Regions from separate parts of the Homo sapiens genome. Here region 2 is linked to region 1. Evidence: chromatin contacts called from ENCODE Hi-C or POLR2A ChIA-PET data. All regions are on one chromosome and are shown on one strand. Each heading gives the region's core, a stretch centred on a gene start or an enhancer-like site at or near the end of the contact. The rest is flanking DNA. Distances are from core to core; before and after follow the strand shown.

Evidence for each region. A loop is a pair of places that touch in the nucleus more often than their neighbours do. ChIA-PET counts read pairs that join two places held with the same protein, here RNA polymerase II (POLR2A). Pooled maps may share reads with other maps.
Region 2: a pooled map shows a loop between it and region 1 (2.6-fold over the local background). The contact joins two enhancer-like sites. A Hi-C loop is called at or near these places in 1 of 50 pooled maps. POLR2A ChIA-PET finds 5 or more read pairs at or near these places in 2 of 52 experiments (B cell and common myeloid progenitor, CD34-positive).

Annotation. Positions count from the first base shown.
Region 1 is chr17:55,435,885-55,439,500 of GRCh38, forward strand. No RefSeq gene overlaps it. Among named protein-coding and RNA genes, the nearest start is that of MMD, 16 kb to the left of the region's middle. Within about 2 kb of position 1,632, at least 6 of the 41 ENCODE cell types and tissues checked have a DNase peak (open chromatin) inside an H3K27ac peak, as active enhancers do; they include B cell, where a contact is called at or near this core.
Region 2 is chr17:62,096,994-62,100,609 of GRCh38, forward strand. No RefSeq gene overlaps it. Among named protein-coding and RNA genes, the nearest start is that of MED13, 34 kb to the left of the region's middle. Within about 2 kb of position 1,803, at least 2 of the 41 ENCODE cell types and tissues checked have a DNase peak (open chromatin) inside an H3K27ac peak, as active enhancers do; they include B cell, where a contact is called at or near this core.

The DNA of each region.
Region 1 (3,616 bases), core at 382-2,881:
CTACTAAAAATACAAAAAAAATTACCCGGGCATGGTGGCGGGCACCCGTAGTCCCAGCTACTCAGGAGGCTGAGGCAGGAGAATGGCATGAACCAGGGAGGTGGAGCTTGCAGTGAGCCGAGATTGCGCCACTGCACTCCAGCCTGGGCAACAGAGCGAGACTCTCTCTCAAAAAAAAAAAAAAAAAAAAGGAGGTAATAAAATACCCACTGTTTAATTTTGTTTTGGTTTTATGTTCTTATTTTGTTGGCTGCATGGGCTGAAAAAGTATGTCCATCTAAGTGTATCTTTCTTCCAGCTCCTGGAAGGTAGCAATTATGTAAGTAAGGTGGCTGGAATACTTACCTACCTTATACCTGCCAGGTGCTATTCTAAGCACTCGATGTGTATTATGTCTTCACGGTAACCCTCTGATACATTATTATTCTCATTTTACCAGTGATGAGGCTGGCACTGAGCAGAAAGTAACCTGGTTAAGGTAACCACCTGGAACATAGTAAAACTGGTATCTGGCCCCAGGCATACTGTTATGTCATACTGTTTCCCACTAGTTATGAAATCCCTTTGCAACAACACCTTATCTATCTCAACCAGCAATTCTGGACTGTAAGTAGGGAAAAGAATGTATTGCAAGCTATGCACAAGGTAATGATTTTATAGTCATAATGATTCAAGATGGAGGAGGCCTAGATAATGACGGCCTAATTATCTATAGCATTTTTTCTGGACCTGAGAGATCCAAAACTCAGCCTTTATTCAGACTAAGGATCTAGGAGAAAATCCCTGCCTCAATCAAAGAACAGAGAGTAATTCTCTGAGGGCCTTCAAGCGCTGAATAATTTATGTAGTGATTCATTCCCTTCTTGTGTGAAGCTTTTAGTTTCAAGCCTAAAGAAGATCCAGACACACAGGTGTTTTCCTAGAATCACAGAATATCAGAGTTGGAAGGACTTTAACTGTTCAAGTCAACATCCCCATTCCACATTCAACTCTTAGATCTCCATTCAATTCTTAGATCTCCCAATACCACATTGACATCTGTCTCAACAGTTCTCAGCCCATTTTTCCATTCCCCCACACTCAATGGATAACATTCACATATGAAATACATTACCTCTGCTGATGAGATCAGATAGTTTGTGGGTTCTGTACAATTCCTGGCAGCTAAGCTTGCACCACACCTTTTATTTTCTGCTCAAAGTGAATCAATAATGCAAGTAATTAAGAGGGATGCTATTACAGGCTCAGCCTTGATTGTATTCTAGAGTGCATTTTAAAAGTTAAGAATTTGCATAGTTCGGTATCATTATTAGCCAAAATTACTAGTAACACCCCACTCAGCTATTATTGGTACATAGGTTTTCCGGATGAAAAGTGCTGATCTAACCTATGGTTGAGATCCAGCCACTGGAAGTTCCCCATTTCCGAGGGAAGCCCGTGGCAACTCAGGACAGTTTTTACTGTCAGCAAATTCTTCCTTTTATTCAGCAGAAAAATGTTTCTAACTGCAGCTGGCCGACAACAGCACTGGGAAATCCATTTGTCTCCTGCTCTGCATCTTCCCCTAGTGTTCACAGAAACTGTTCTAAATTTTCACAATTCTCTTCAAGTCTTTGACTCCACTTTCATTTCCCATGCTCAGCAGGTGACCTCCCCTGGGACATGCTAAGTGCTCAGAAAGTGTTTGCTTGGCTGAATATCTCTTCCTCTACAAAACAGTTGACATGAATGCCCCAGCTTCTAGCCCCTAACAAAATCTTGTGTTGCTTTTCTTGCCTCAATCTCAGAGGAAGGGGCTGCTCCCTTCTATACAGCTTATTCATCCACTTGGGCTTTAAATCTAATCCTGTTTGGCTAATTCAGAGACCTGCTTACTTTCTACCCAAGTGCCATTTCCTTTCCTCAAAGGATAACTTCATTCTGAGCAAGTGTTCCATTTTATAAATCTGAGCAGTGAATTTAAGTCTTATCAAAGAAACCCTTAAATCTTTCATTCACATGCTGGGCTATATTCTTAATTTCACTTGCATATCAGGATTACCTAGGGAGCTTTCAAAAATCCTGATGCTCCAGAGAAATGCAAATCAAAACCACAATGAGATAAGATCTCATGCCAGTTAGAATGGCGATCATTAAAAAGTCAGGAAACAACAGATGCTGGAGAGGATGTGGAGAAATAGGAATGCTTTACACTGTTGGTGGGAGTGTAAATTAGTTCAACCATTGTGGAAGACAGTGTGGCGACTCCTCAAGGATCTAGAACCAGAAATACCATTTGACCCAGCCATCCCATTACTGGGTATATACCCAAAGGATTATAAATCATGCTACTACAAAGACACATGCACATGTATGTTTATTGTGGCACTATTCACAATAGCAAAGACTTGGAACCAACTCAAATGTCCATCGATGATAGGCTGGATTAAGAAAGTGTGGCACATGTACACCATGGAATACTATGCAGTCATGAAAAAGAATGAGTTCATGTCCTTTGCAGGGACATGGATGAAGCTGGAAATCATCATTCTCAGCAAACTATCGCAAGGACAGAAAATCAAACAGCACATGTTCTCACTTATAGGTGGAAATTGAACAATGAGAACACTTGGACACAGGGCGGGGAACATCACACATCAGGGCCTGTCGGGGGGTGGGGGGCTGGGGGAAGGATAGCGTTAGGAGAAATACCTAATGTAAATGATGAGTCGATGGGTGCAGCAAACCAACATGGCACGTGTATACCTATGTAACAAACCTGTACATTGTGCACATGTACCCTAGAACTTAAGGTATAATAATAAAAAAAAATCCTGATGCTCAGGCCACACCACAAAATAAAGAAATCATAATGGGCTGGGTGTGGTGGCTCATGCCTGTAATCCCAGCACTTTGGGAGGCTGAGGTGGGCGGATCATGAGGTAGGAGTTCAAGACGATCCTGGCTAACACAGTGAAAACCCGTCTCTATTAAAATTTCAAAAAATTAGCCAGGCATGGTGGTGGGTGCCTGTAGTCCCAGCTACTTGGGAGGCTGAGGCAGGAGAATGGCATGAACCCGGGAGGCGGAGCTTGCAGTAAGCTGAGATCGCGCCACTGCACTCCAGCCTGGGTGACAGAGCAAGACTGCGTCTCAAAAAAAAAAAAAAAAAAAGAGAAATCATAATGGAGTGTGGCAGGGAAGGAGTGAAAACCAGGCATTGCCATTTTTAAAGCTCTTCCGGTGATTCTAGGGTGCATTCAAGATTGAGAACTACTAGTTTTAATTCAAGCCTTGCTGTTCAAAGTATGGTCCTTGGATCATCATCATTACTATCATGTGAGTACTTGTTAAAAATGTAGAATCTCAGACTCCATCTATTGAATCAAAATCTACATTGTAACATGATACCTTAGTGATTCCTATGCATATTAATGTCTGAAAAGCAGTAGTCTAGACCAGACTCTAGAGCAGGAGGCAGCAAACTAAAATCCACAGGCCAAATCCAGCTCTCTATTTGCTTTTGCAAATAAAGTTTTATTGAACGCAGCCACATCCATTCCTTTACAAATTGTCTACGGCTGCTTTTCCACTACAATGGCAGAGCTGAGTAGTTGTAACAGAGACGTTATAGCTG
Region 2 (3,616 bases), core at 553-3,052, 6.7 Mb after region 1:
TGGTCTCGATCTCCTGACCTGGTGATCTGCCTGCCTCGGCCTCCCAAAGTGCCGGGATTATAGGCATGAGCTACCGCGCCCGGCCTATTTTTTAATTGTTAATTAATGAACTTTATTTTTAGAGCAGTTTCATAGGTTTACAGAAAACTGAGCACATAGTACAGGGAGTTCCTTTATACCCACTTTCTATGCCACTCACAGTTCCCCCTATTATTAGCATCTTGAATTAGTGTGGTACATTTCTTACAACTGATAAACCAATATTGATACTTATTATTAACCGAAGACTGTTATTATGAACCAAAGCTTACATTATGGTTTAGTCTCCTGTTGTATAATAAATGTATGACATGTATCCACCATTGCAGTATCATACAGGATAGTTTCGCTGCTCTAAAAATCCCTCATACTTCACATCCCTTACCAGTGATTGTTTCAAAAGTGGATCCTGTGGCCAGGTGCGGTGGCTCATGCCTATAATCCCAGCACTTTGGGAGGCCAAGGCAGAAAGATCACTTGAGGGAAGTTTGGGCAGTATAGCAAGACCCCATCTCTACAAAAAATTAAAGAATTAACCAGGTGTGGTGGTGTGCACCTGTAGTCCCAGCTACTCAGGAGGCTGAGGTGGGAGGATTGCTTGAGCCTAGGAGTTCGAGGCTGCGGTGAGCCATGATTGCACCACTGCACTCCAGCCTGGACAACAGAATGGGACTCCATCTCAAAAAAAAAAAAAAATCAAAATGCAGATCTTTATTACAGCAAAACATACCTCCAAAACTGCAGATCTTCTGTCTCTCCCCTCACTCAGCCTCACCTTGTTCCACTATCTAGCATTCTGTTTCCAACCATACAGGTCTTTTTGTTTCAATCCCTCAAGCCACACTCAATTCTGTCTCAGAGTTTTGCTCATGTTGTTTTTTTCTTCATGAAATGTCCCATTCTACCTCCCGGCCCCAACTCCAGGTCTTATCACAGCTGCCTCCTTCCTAAACTGTGAGCTCCTCACTGGCAAAGCTGTGTTATTGTACCCATGGTACCCAGCACCTAGTGGATGTGTAATAAATGTTTGCTGAATAATATTAATAATTAAATTATTAGATGAAGAGAACAACAGCACAGAGTTTCACTTGATTGTGAGGAGCTTGGGAAGGGTACTGAAAGTTTGCAATGACGGCTAGGGGATGAAAGGGAAGGAAATGCTGATAGGAAAAATGCCTATTCAATAGGCTGAGAACACAGCTAAAAATCTGTAGAGGCGGCCAGGCACATTGCTCAGGCCTGTAGTCTCAGCACTTTGGGAAGCCAAGGGGAAAGGATTGCTTGATCCCAGGAGTTTGAGACCAGCCTGGACAACATGACAAGACTCTGTCTCTATAAAAAGAAAAAAGAAAAAAATTTAATTAGCTATGCATGGTGGTGTGCCCCTGTAATCCCAGCTACTTGGGAAGCTGAGGCAGAAGGATGCTTGAGTCCATGAGTTTGAGGCTACAGTGAGCCATGATCATGCCACTGCACCCCAGCATGGGTAAAAGAGTAAAAGTCTGTCTCAAAAAAGAAAAGAAAATTTGTAGAGGCCTCAACCCATCAGATGGTGTCAGGGGAGAGCGCTGGATGAATAGTTACAGTGATAAAGAGTTTAAGATTTGCAGGGTGGAACTGTTCTGGTAGTGACAAAGTACAGGGTGTGGCCATAGGAGTCCACTGAAGAGAACTGGAAGTGAAGACGCTGAGTATGAAAGGTCAGGAAACTAAGAAGCTGGGTCATTGAGTGGGTGGCCTACAAAGTCAGCAAAATCTCCCTTCCGCCCAGGAAGAAGAAGTGAGACAGGTATTTAAGAAATATGGCTGATGGATGACAGAGATGAAAGGAGAGAAGATGACAAGTTGGATGTCATGGACTTCATTGGGGCAGAGGTTTTTCATAGGGAAGAAATTGTTAGAAGGGTCTTAGGGAACTGGAAGAATGTTGTTGCTAATGCCTCCCTGTATTGGGGGCATGAAAGAATAAATAGCTTCTACTCGAAAGAAGTACAGGGGAAGTGGTAACCTCAGGGGAAAGCCAGGTTTCAGTTCAGACTAGAAGGTGAGGGAGTTTGCAAGGTGTCTGGTTGCACATAACAGAAATCAGCTCCAGCTATCTGTGGCCAGTAGTGAGTGACGGGTTGAGGGAGTTGGGTATCTTGGACAGTTGCACAAGATGGTAGCCACAGGCCTATCATTATGGGTGAGAAGATGCTATGATGGTCTTGATGAGCTGGGAAGACACTCCAAAAAGGTGTCCACTTTAGATAGTTCTGTGAAGAAGTTAAGGAAGTAGGAGAATTCACCAACAGACAGGGGTTCCATAGGACACAAATATTAATGGAATGTCTGGGGAAGTAGAGAGAAACAGAAGTACAGAGAAATATGGGGATTAGAATGGTCTGTGGGTTCCAAGTGGTGGTATCAGGAAGGTGGTATCTAGAATGGTAGGTACAGGAGGACCTACAAGCACATGGTGACATTTGTCGTGTCTGTCTAGCCCCTATTCTATTCCAAATATCTGTCTGCTCCCTAATTCGTCTTCATCCATTGAATTAGAGTTTCTTTCCTTTGTGTGTGTGTGGGTGTGGGTGGGTGGGGGGACAGAGTCTTGCCCTGTTGCCCAGGCTGGAGTGCAGTGATGCAATCATAGCTCAGTGCAGCCTTGAACTCCTGAGCTCAAGCAATCCTCCCACCTCACACTCCTGAGTAGCTGGATATACAGGGGCACCACCACACATGACTAATTTTTTTAAAAAATTTTGTAGAGATGGGAGTCTCACTGTGTTGTCCAGGCTGGTCTGGATCTCCTGGCTTCAAGCAACCTTCCCACCTTGGCTTCCCAAAGTATTGGGATTACAGGCATGAGCCCGGCTGAATTTGAATTTCTGACTTTCTTTGCCTCATCCCCTTTCTTTGCCCCAGAACATCTCTTAGAGCTTCACTGTGCCACCACGACTTCTGCTACCTCCTTAAGAAGCTGCACCCTGGATTATTTCTTAAACACCCACTGTGCGGGTTGGATGCTGACCCAGCCTGCTCTACTGAGCCCTGTGAAGCCCCCACCATCTTCTAACTTACCATATTATATTGTAATATTTTTGTGTCTCTCTTGTGTTCTAATCTATGAGTTTCTTCAAGAGCAGACATTATTTCTTGTTCTTATTTACAGTCCTCCCCTGTAATGTCTAGCACATTGCTTGTGACCCAGGCAGGGATGGACTTGTCGAATGACTGACTGAATGACTGAGTGAGTGAATGGACTTTGATCTCTTATTGTCCTGTTCCTGTAGTCTAGAAATGTTAGACTCAGAGGTACCCTCTCTGGCAAGACTTTCCCTTTCTTGCCCACCCTTTTATCTGATTTCCTGGTTTTGATTTCATGCTTGCCAGACATAGACCATTTGCTGGGCTAAAGAAACCCAGCTTGAGAGATACCCTGTCCCAATTCTTCCTGGCCTGCTCCTCCCAGGATCCTCCTAGAATATGGGTCTGAGACATATTGAATGTTTTCTCTACTTCCTAAAATGACATCTCTATAATATAGGCTGAGTCCCCATCCCTGAACACTTGGGTTAGGGCCAGGATCACCTGG